Regions from separate parts of the Mus musculus genome. Here region 2 is linked to region 1. The links are chromatin contacts, found by Hi-C or POLR2A ChIA-PET in ENCODE. All regions are on one chromosome and are shown on one strand. Each heading gives the region's core, a stretch centred on a gene start or an enhancer-like site at or near the end of the contact. The rest is flanking DNA. Distances are from core to core; before and after follow the strand shown. Region 1 holds the start of Atp1b1 (ATPase, Na+/K+ transporting, beta 1 polypeptide). Region 2 has its middle 9.5 kb from the start of Gm26685.

Region 1 (5,016 bases), core at 1,517-4,016:
TGCTTGAGTTATTCATTACTTGAGTTAGCCGAGGTCATAGAGCAGGAAGCACGTTGGGAAGAGAGGGAAAAGGTGGCATTGAGGGTGGGGAATTAGTCAGGGTGACCTTCCAGGTGAACTCAGAGTCCTAGTTAAGTATCACAGTTAAGATGGTCAGTCATAAAGTCATACCAATAGCCTCAAGGTTAGGCAAGGTCACGTGGAAGGAATCATAGTTAAGCTAGCTACTTAATAGCTTTTGCTATGCACCAGGCACTGTGCTTAACACTTTCCCACATCCTTCTTTTAATCCTGGCTACAATGTATCACTCTAATTTTACAGCCCTGGGAACAGCCCTGGTGAACAAGCGCCTTGACCAAAGTGGAGAAGCTGGCAGACCTGGAAGCGGGGAATGTGAATACCTCTCTGTCTCGGTTTTCCCAGGGCTGCTCTAGATGGGAAGATGGTGAAATGCATAAGACAGCTCCAGATGGTGGAGACTGGCTGGGCAGGTGGAGCTTGAGGTGAGCCAGAGACAGAAATGGGTCCCACATAAGTGGGCTGAGATCATGTTCTCCCATGGCAACACTAGCTCTGGTGGGAACAGGGATGATTCTAAGGAACCTAAAGGGGGATGCTGCGATGGCCCTGCATGCCTGACCTGCGCAGAGCTGAGGAACTCACCTGAGAAGGGGAGAAATCTACCCAAGGAAGACCGGGCAAGGGCAAGAAAGTCAAGCAAGCTTGTCTCCCACTCCCCACTCCCAGTATAACTGGCATTTATCATACAAGTCGACAGCTAAGGGGCAGCACTTTTCTTTTCTTTTCTTTTCTTTTCTTTTCTTTCCTTTCCTTTTTCTTTTCCTCTTCTTTCTTTCTTTCTCTCTTTCTTTCTTTCTTTCTTTCTTTCTTTCTTTCTTTCTTTCTTTCTTTCTTTCTTTCTTTCTCAATAGTAAAGAAAGTTCTGATTTAAAACCTGCCACGATGAACTGTTTGCAAACTGTTCTGGGGGTTTGAGGTACACTGGCTATGAGGAATGGTCACCGCATCAGTCTTAAGAGTCCTCTTACTCACTTTTCTTTCTTCCTCAGATGTGTAATCCTCCTGCCTATCTCCAGTCTGGGATTATAGGCAGAAACCATCAAACTCCAGCCAAGTCTCATCCCTTTTGAAGCTACTTACACCCTACTTATTCCTTATGGTTTTTTTTTTCCTGATTCTGCCCACGGGGTTTCCTCCCTCATATATATATGAGGTACACACACACACACACACACACACACACACACACACACACACACCTCCCAGTGGTCTGGTCTGCGGAATCCCCTCCACAATGTAAGTTCTGCCTAGAGACAGTGGCATCAAATCTACAGGTACAGTCTCTTCTAATAGCTTACCAACCACAAACTTGGGTTTTTTCCAAAATAAACGCTGCAGGGGCAAAGCAGAGTGACTTCTTTCTCAACAAGCTGCTCTCACAGTTGTCCTTGACACAGTGGGTCGGCAGCCCCTGTGGACTCCATGAGACTCAGTTGCTATGTCTCCCCTGAATTTTGGGTATTTTAAGGTTTTCTTCAGTCTTGCAAGTGGGATTAATGAGAAAAAGCTCATTTTTGCATCCCTTCGGTTTTGTCCTTGGGCCTGCAAGATTGACCTTGAAAATGGCAGGGTGTCTTGGGAACCCATCTCTGTGTTGGGAAGGTCTTTGATAAGAAGCTAGCTCTTTGCGCGACCGGCCAGGTCGCTCCAGGGACAGGCTTTTCTGCAGCCACTGCAGAAGCCTCGCCATGTTTTCTGCTGTGTCATCACCATAAGAGCTGTGTGGAAAGCTGTTCAGGGGCTCGGTGGATGAAAATAAGGGCGGATTTTCAGCCAACAAGGATGGAAAGAATGGTCATGTCCAACACAGTGCTCTGCGACATCTTGACATGTGAGCTGGGTCTTCCCAAGTGCTCTGTCATTCCAAGAATTCTACAGTATAGGGTAGGGGTGCCCCCAGTGAGACAGAACAGTAAGCCAATGGGAATACCAGCCACAGACCTGGGCCAGGAGAGTCTTAGGTGGCTGGGTCACGTGCATAAATTGTTCCCCGGGGTCTAGACTGGCAGGAGCCACAACCGGTTCCCAGCTACAGCCCAGGGTGGGTTTGGCAATTGTCCGGATTGAGGTGGTTCAGGCCGCCCACAAGCACAGACCAGGAGTCAGGAACCGAGGCTGCCCGCTGGGCTGGCCTGCAGAAGAGGGACGGGCCGGAACTGCAACCGCAGTGGCAGAGAGTGCGAGGGGGCGGCAGGTGCATAAGCAGAGAGGCGGAGCAGAGCTGGGCAGAGTCACTAGCGTCCTGGAGTGACCTTCCCCCACCTGGCCATGGCCTAGGGGAGGTGGACCTGCAGTAAACCCCGACCAGTACGAAGGGGTAAGACCAGTACGAAGGAGTTGAGGTCTCCGAGGTTCCCAGAGAGCGATGCAGGTGCAGGCCACAGCATTGGCGAGCGGGGGCCGGGAGGACGAGGAGGATTGTCCAGGCACAGCTCGGGGCAGAGAGAGGGCCAGCAGAGCTGCGGGAGCAGTACTCACCCGCCCCCAGTCCCTCTCCGCACCCCTGCTGCGGTGCCAGCCCCTTTAGCTTTGCCGGCTCCTTTGTGCGGGGCCCCGCGCCCGCCCCTTCGGGGGCTCAGGCCCCGCCTTCTCGGCGCTGGCGATTGGCTTGCCGTGCCGCCGGTAGGCGGAGCTACGGATGGTGGAGGCGCGGTATATAGTAAAGGTAGGGCGTGCGCCCTCAGCCAATTTCTCGGCTCCTGGCCTGCGCGCCCGTGTGCCGAGCCCGCGCTCCACTCCGCTCGCCCTTCCCGGTGACTTTCCCTCCTTGTCCCTGGTCCATCTCGCCAGAGGTCACAGCAAGCAGAGTGGTGCAGCTACAGCTTGAAGCAGCAGCTGCGGGGTTCGCTGAGCCCCCCGGAAGGCGATCGGAGTGCGGGGAAAGCCCGAGAGCGGCCGCGCGCCCACCTCTAGGTGCGGGGCTCGGAGCCGCCCAGCCCGCGCGCGCCCTCCTCCCTCGTCCCTCCTCCCTCCGCCCCCGCCGCACCTCCCCCTCCTCCCGCTCTGCCTAGGCTGCTCCGCGGCGCGCCTCGCACTCGGAGAGCCGCAGCGGCAGCGGCGCGTCTCGCTTTCGGAGACAGAGCCGGGCCGCGGGGACACCGAGCAGCCGCCGCGAGGACGCCCAGGGCGCGCGCCGCACTCGCCCTCCCTCGGCCTCGGCCGCCACTGCTGAGCAGACACCATGGCCCGCGGAAAAGCCAAGGAGGAAGGCAGCTGGAAGAAATTCATCTGGAACTCGGAGAAGAAGGAGTTTTTGGGCAGGACCGGTGGTAGTTGGTGTAAGTACGCGCTCCGCGGCTCTGCCGTCGGCGCCTTGGCTTTTCTTAGGAGGCGCGTCTGTACGCGAGCACTGCGGACAGTTCGGCGCCCGCGGGGCTGACCAGGGTGTTAGGGAGTGGGTGGTAGGAGCTGCTAGGAGCGTGCGGCCCTGGGCTTGGCATCCAGTGACAAATGTGGGGGGTCCCCAGGATGCGCCTCGGGTGGGGAGCTGGAGCTAGGGTTTTGGGTATGGTAGGGATCTTCGTTTCCTAAGCCTTTCCTCCTGGGAAATTCGGTCAGGTTCCAGGAGCCTATGTATGTACCCTCCCTTTCCATCTCCCAAGACCTTAGAAAAACGAGATTTGGGGCCGTGAGCAGAACTCACGAGCGTACCTGTTCTAATGCAGACGATGCTGCGATAGATAGCATCATTCTTCCAGTCTAGAAATGTATCTAGAATGGATAGGAACGGGGAGAAGAAATGCATCCACACTGCAGTCCTCACACATTGCAGTCATCACAGCCCAGAAATGGCCCAGTGAGCTCCATTCATGGCTCGTTTTTTAAGCCTTGGCTAGACATGGTGTTTTTAAGCTCTTCATGATACAAACGAAGAAACAGGTTATATTAGAGCATTTCATGCAGCCTGTTGCTTCCTTGGCTGGACTCCCCCTCATACCCCATTGAAAATTACATACCGTGTTTGTTTTTTACCTCCTTACACTGGAAAGGTACTAGGTTTTTTTTTTTAAGGTCATTTTGAAGGGCATAGTTGTAGACAAATCCATGAGTCGTGACTGCGGAAGGGAGGGAGGGAACTCCCCTCTGCTGCATCACTGCCCCCCTCCTTCTCCAGTATCACCATCACCACCAGCTCCTCTACCTTCTCTCTCGCCTCCTTCCCCCTCCCACCCCTATAGCAGCAGCATTGCAGGAACTAAGGGAACCCTGAAAACTAACGATGCGATGCTGCGTTCCTGTGTGGGGAGGGTCTATGGAAATAGACTGGAGAATGAGTCAGGGAAAAGAGCGCTTGGCTGACATTTTGAAAAGGAAGAAGCTGGGATGTATGATTTTTTTTCCTCCTAAAGAAAAAAAAAATGCAGTTAGGGAGCCTCTCAAAAATAAAGGGTTAATAATGCATCATTCTTCAAGGTTATGAAGGTGACGCCTCATTCATTCCACGGTATTACCAGGGAGCATAGGCATCCCTGAGCCATGGGAAAATGGAGTCTTAAATGGATGGCTTTTTATTTCGCCTTATATTCCATTTTATTTGTGGAGACTGTCCTTCCATGGGAGTATGCCCGTAGCATACCCGTGTTTCTGTAACGTGGAAGGAGAGACCTGAAGAGATGTGAGGTTTGTAAAGGATGACCAGCCTGGGCTATTTCCTAGCAACTCTTTGTAACTCAGCTAGGAGGCCTAGGAGGTGCACTGCGGAATTGGCCCCTCCTCCCACGTTGGCTAGGGCTGCTTTCCCTGGTGGTCTGGCCCCTGCAGCAGCATCACAGGACCAAGGGGGTGGCACTGACGCCAGGGACCTTGTGAAATTTGCCCTCTAGTGTTTTTCCACTTCTTAAAACATCTTTCTTTTCCTCATTCCAATCTCACACTCCTTCTTTGAATAATATTTGCTTTAGAGGGTAAGGAAGGCAGTATGGAACAGCTTGTTC
Region 2 (5,016 bases), core at 1,604-4,103, 35 kb before region 1:
CACCTATCAGGATGACTAAAGCAAAAATCGTGAGAGCACTAAACGCTGGTGAGGATGCAGAGAAGTTGGGCGGTGCCACTTAGAGAACATTCTAGAAATGATACAATTATATAAATAAAGAGAAAAATAACAGCTGTCAAGAGTCAAGGATGTAGTGAGAGTAGACACATAGGTGACAATAAGAGGACAATATATACCACCATTATATTGATAAAAACACCCTTTCTTTTGACTGTATTGGTATTAAATCCTGATTATATCATGGTGAGATGTACTAGTGATGGGAGAGAAAAACAAATGGACTCTTTAGTCTTGCTAAATGGGTCAATATAGACCATTTTTATACACTTTCACATAAAAACCAAGGTCCCTCGTTGGGGATTGGTTCTAAGGCTTTGATTAGTTGGGAATCTGCATGTCCAAACACTGAAGGCCCTTGTCCCAAGTTGGTTTCGATTGATCAATAAAGATGCCAGCAGCCAATGGTGAAGCAAAGAGAAACAGGGCAGGACCTTTAGATTTGTGCAGGCTAGGAACTGGGAAAAAGGAGACAGAATTGTTATGACTCGGGGGAGAAGGATGGGGCATAGGAGTGGCAGGAGAGAAAGCCAACCTACCATGTGAGAATTCAGGTGGCCATTGTCTATCATGTCCACTGTGTAGTATTTTATAAAAAGAAAAGGAAGCCAGGGATAGGTTTGGTAGAAGTGTGGTATGGTGCAGGGGATGGATTGCCTCTGCGAACCTGTTCTGAGGCATCCCTTCCCCCTGAGGTACCAGCCATGTGACAGGTATAGTATGGAATAGAGTTTATTTACGGCGTGGGGAGTGGAGTGGAGAAGAGGCTGGCCATGAGCACGTGGGGGTTGGGGGGGGGGATGGGGAGAGGAGGGACAGAGAGGAAGAGGATAAGAGAGCAAGAAAGCAAAAGAGCAAAAGAGAGAGGAGGGGCCAAACCGCCCTTTTATAGTGAGTCAGGCATACCTGTTGCCAAGGAACTGTGGGGTGGAGCCTAGAAGGAATGCTAACACACTAGAGTTTCTCTCCTAGGTATCACCTAGCTCTCCTGCTCTATTTCTGTCTTCCCACCTTCCTCCCCTCTCCTTCTCTGGCCCCATCCCTGCCCAGTCTCTGTAAAGTAAATGAAGCATTTGAAGTATCTACTTTCATACAAAGTAGCTTGTTAATACCACTAGTTGAGAATAAAGCCTCTACCACAATTTTTTGAGCCAAATTCGTAGCAAGCTTTATTAAATACCAGCCAGGAACATGGACACTAGCCAGGTCCATTCCCAGAGAATGGCTGAGAATTATGTTAGTCAGGTGCTTATGCAGGCAAACCCCACAAGGCTACGTACTTCCTGCCTCTGTCCAATTGGGCCAAGCATACATTCTGATGTACTTCCTGCGTTCACATCTACCGCCTGTGTGTGATCAAGCACATCCTGTGTTGTTGAGACAACCAACCTTGTTTATAGAGGTGAAAACAGGTGGCTTTGTTATCTTATAAGAGCAGCCTCCAGCATTCCAGAAAGTCATCTGTCCTTGGGCAAGTGGGGTTTGCAGGTTAAAGGCTCTTTTGTTTTATGGATTGCTGAAGCACAATACGTTAAACCTGAAACGTAACTTTAGCTCTCACATTTCCTTATTCCAAGGGAGGTTGCAAAGCACAATGATGCTATGCAGGGCACTCATGAAAATATATATGGCCTAGGACCTGGAACACTAAGCTACCCTGCCCCAGTCCCCAGCTGCCTGGACTTCCTACCTAAGGATACCTAGACCTATTTATTTTCTTTGAGGACAGGATGCCTGTGAGCCAGTTAGCCCTAACATGGCTGCCAGAGTAGGGAGAGACACCATCACAATTCATTTACATGTCAAATGTCTTCCCCACCCCAGGACCACAAGGTTAACAACTGCCACCAGGCAACTGGGAATAGCTCTGACAGGAGCAAATAGCAAAGCAGGCACCGGTCACTGCCAGAATACCTGGGATTCTTTGTCCTTTCACAGAGGAGCCCTGAATATTCACCCTCCCAGGTGAGCCTGTCCCTCCCCTCCGCTCTGCTACCATAAATCCGAAACTACCGAACCCCAAACAGACTGCTCTGGAGGCTTATCTCTTTGTCTCCTATTTTGGGCCAAGAATAACAGTTTTTCCTGTTGCTCAGCCTTGTCACCCAGCCTCTAAATTTAAAAGAGAAAATGGACCCAGTTTGAGGTCTGAAATTTGCAAACAACTATACCACGTGGTGGAATCTCTTGCAACTCAGAAAGGCTTGAGTTAAAATTCCCCCACCTGCCTTTGGACAGATTAACGCTATTTCCACAGGTGTACTTATAAAACAGAGATAATAACCCGTAACTCAGTCCTCTGTGTACTCACCTGCATAGAGACTTGCTCTCTAAAACTTCTTTCTGTAATGGAGTGGCTCCTCCCTTCCGAACCAACAGCTTATGCTGCACAAATTGGTTCCTGCTGGAGTTTTATACTCATGCTTATTATCATTGATGGGAACTTAGCTTTCATTTTAGTAAACACCTTTTAGAACGAGCTTGCAATCTTTGCAAATAATCCCCTAAAGCTTGCTCTCTCTTGCATCCTGCTCTCCTTTCAAACGAGGAGTCTGAGACAGTTATTTGGCTACTGAGGGCAGGAGCCAGTAGGTCTGATTCTTGAGTTTGTGCATTTCCTACAATCTACAATTTCCTACGATTGGGCTTTCACACAGCTTGGTAGAACTTGCCTTCCCAGACTCTGTCCAGGGACCAGCTGGCTTCTCATGCTAGAGCAAGATAAAGTCAGGAGGAGGAACTTCCAGCCAGCCTTGCTTGACAGCCTTCAGGAGCCTGCCCTCCCTCAGTGCTTCACCTTCTCTCCTGGGAATGGGAAATCTCTCTAGGGGTAAGCCTGTGACTCGGGTCCTCCATGTTGCCTCTTGTTTGAATTTTTTTAGATGCCATGTCACACACAGAGAATATCATTGGTGGTGGTGGCTATCTTCCCGTGCTAGTTTTATTGGCATCTCTTCCATGAGCTAGGCTCTCTCATTGGCACTGACTCATGTTGGCAAAGAGAAAGAGACAAAAAACAAGTCAACAGAGAGAGTGAAATACCATCTCTCCCAGAGGGTTGGTTGCTGGCCAAGATGCTCAGGAGTGCCGCTCACTGGACACGAGGACACGCAAGAACTGCGGGATACTCCCTGCCTCTTGAAGAGTGTCCAGGGCCTTCCCAGGAAACAAAACAAGAGAAAAGTTTCAGGCCTAGGGTCCCAAAAGAACCTGAGCTTGAGGCTCAGCTCTTACATCTCAGCCATAGCTGTTAGAGTAAGATAATACTCATTCTTCCCACATCTGCTTTGTTTGTTTTGTAAAATGAAATCGATGGCCATACCATCCCTCCGGGGTCTTTGAACGATGCACATGAGATGAGACAGGACAGGTGCCTGCCACAGTACCTTACCAGCACTGTGCACCCAGCAACACTGCTGTTATATCTCGTGGGACGTGTGATAAGCCAGGGAGAGGGTAGGATGGTGATGATGATATTTTAATTATTATCTTCAAAATCACCAGAGGAAAAAGCTTAAACTTCAAAGGGCACTCCGGAGAAGTTAGCCTCCCAGAAAAAAATTGGCTTCAGATTCTCTGGGCTTAACTAGTTGGAAATTAAACCAGCCAGGCATGGTGGCACATGCTCTCTAGAGGCAGAGACAGGTGGATCTCTGTGACTTTTGTGGCCACCCTGGTCTACATAGTAAGTTCTAGGCTAGCCAAGACTATATAGTGTAATTCTGTCTAAAAAAGGAAAGGAAAGGAAAGGAAAGGAAAGGAAAGGAAAGGAAAGGAAAGGAAAGGAAAGGAAAGGAAAAAAAGGAAAGAAAAGAAAGAAAAGGGAAAGATAAGAAAGATTAAAACACACTTTCCACTTTAGTTAGTATATAACTATGGAAATGTTTTATTTTCAGTGTGATGGGTTTAACTCTTTTATTTTGAAGCTCTTAGAATGAAATCTAGCTAGGTAAGTAGTCTATTGTTCAGACATAGATCTGCTTCTTAACTATTCTGTTATTGCTTTGGGGCTGTGTACCTTTTTGTTTGCTTGTTTGTGCTTTAAACAAAGAGTATGTCTCGCTTTTTTAACTTTGCTACTTGACCAACATTATAATTTTATTCCCCTTTTAAAGTATTATCAGTTCCTTAGCTATAAAATTAGACTCTAGATCACTCATGATAACACATGCAACGGTATTTTACAAAACAGTAAAATGACCTTAGATGCTAAGTTTCAATGACTCCAGGGTGTGTGGTACCTGGGCTCTCTGCTTAGGGCATTCATAAAATGAAGCCGACTTCCAATCTGAAAGTAATATAATAGCAGTAGGATTTGTCCTTCTACATTTACATTTTATTTTCTGAAAGAAGATGAAGCTGTAGGAAAGTATGCTGATGAGATAGAAAAAGGTCATGTGAGGAAGGAAAAGGTCACGTGAGGAAAGGTATGTGGAAAACTGATATGTCAGAAACTTGATGAAACCCTCCCCGCTTCACAGAGAGACACATGATGAAGGATGGAAAATGTTTCCTCATGACTGTCACGGGCCCCATCACAGACTCCGGTCTCTTAGATCCCAGACAGTGAACTATTTCTGAGTCAACAGGGATAACCGTTTGGTATTTTAGCTCACTGCTCCCCTGTTCCAGAATTCCCGAAGTGTGGTTCAGCTTCTGGTGTGGAGCTGTCTTCTTTATCAGGAAATGACACAGCTCCCATGACCCTTCTCTAGCAGGTCTCTGCCTGTCCCTGTAATGTCTGCAGGCCAGGGTGAGCATCTCTCCTACAGCAAACACTCACTCGGCCATCATTTCTCCTTTATTCTTTCATCCGTTTGAATCCTACCTGGCTCTGGGGTGTTTTGTGTGTGTGTGTGTGTGTTTTGTTTGTTTGTTCGTTTCAGTTTTTTTTGTTTTGTTTTGTTTTGGTTTGGTTTGGTTTGGTTTTTGGTTTTC

Evidence for each region. Hi-C counts contacts between places; a loop is a spot of excess contacts on that map. ChIA-PET counts read pairs that join two places held with the same protein, here RNA polymerase II (POLR2A).
Region 2: POLR2A ChIA-PET joins it to region 1 with 17 read pairs in Patski. The contact joins the enhancer-like site here to the promoter of Atp1b1 in region 1. A Hi-C loop is called at or near these places in 1 of 37 maps with a recorded cell type or tissue (Patski). POLR2A ChIA-PET finds 5 or more read pairs at or near these places in 4 of 5 experiments (Patski and embryonic stem cell).

What each region holds. Positions count from the first base shown.
Region 1 is chr1:164,456,105-164,461,120 of GRCm38, reverse strand. Atp1b1 (ATPase, Na+/K+ transporting, beta 1 polypeptide) reads left to right here and starts at 2,766. Exons shown (of 6, transcript NM_009721.6): 1 at 2,766-3,360. The coding sequence starts at 3,264. It overlaps Gm32391 (predicted gene, 32391), which reads right to left and starts at 2,598. Exons shown (of 4, transcript NR_168343.1): 1 at 1,381-2,598.
Region 2 is chr1:164,491,308-164,496,323 of GRCm38, reverse strand. No RefSeq gene overlaps it. Among named protein-coding and RNA genes, the nearest start is that of Gm26685, 9.5 kb to the left of the region's middle. Within about 2 kb of position 2,853, at least 1 of the 3 ENCODE cell types and tissues checked has a DNase peak (open chromatin) inside an H3K27ac peak, as active enhancers do.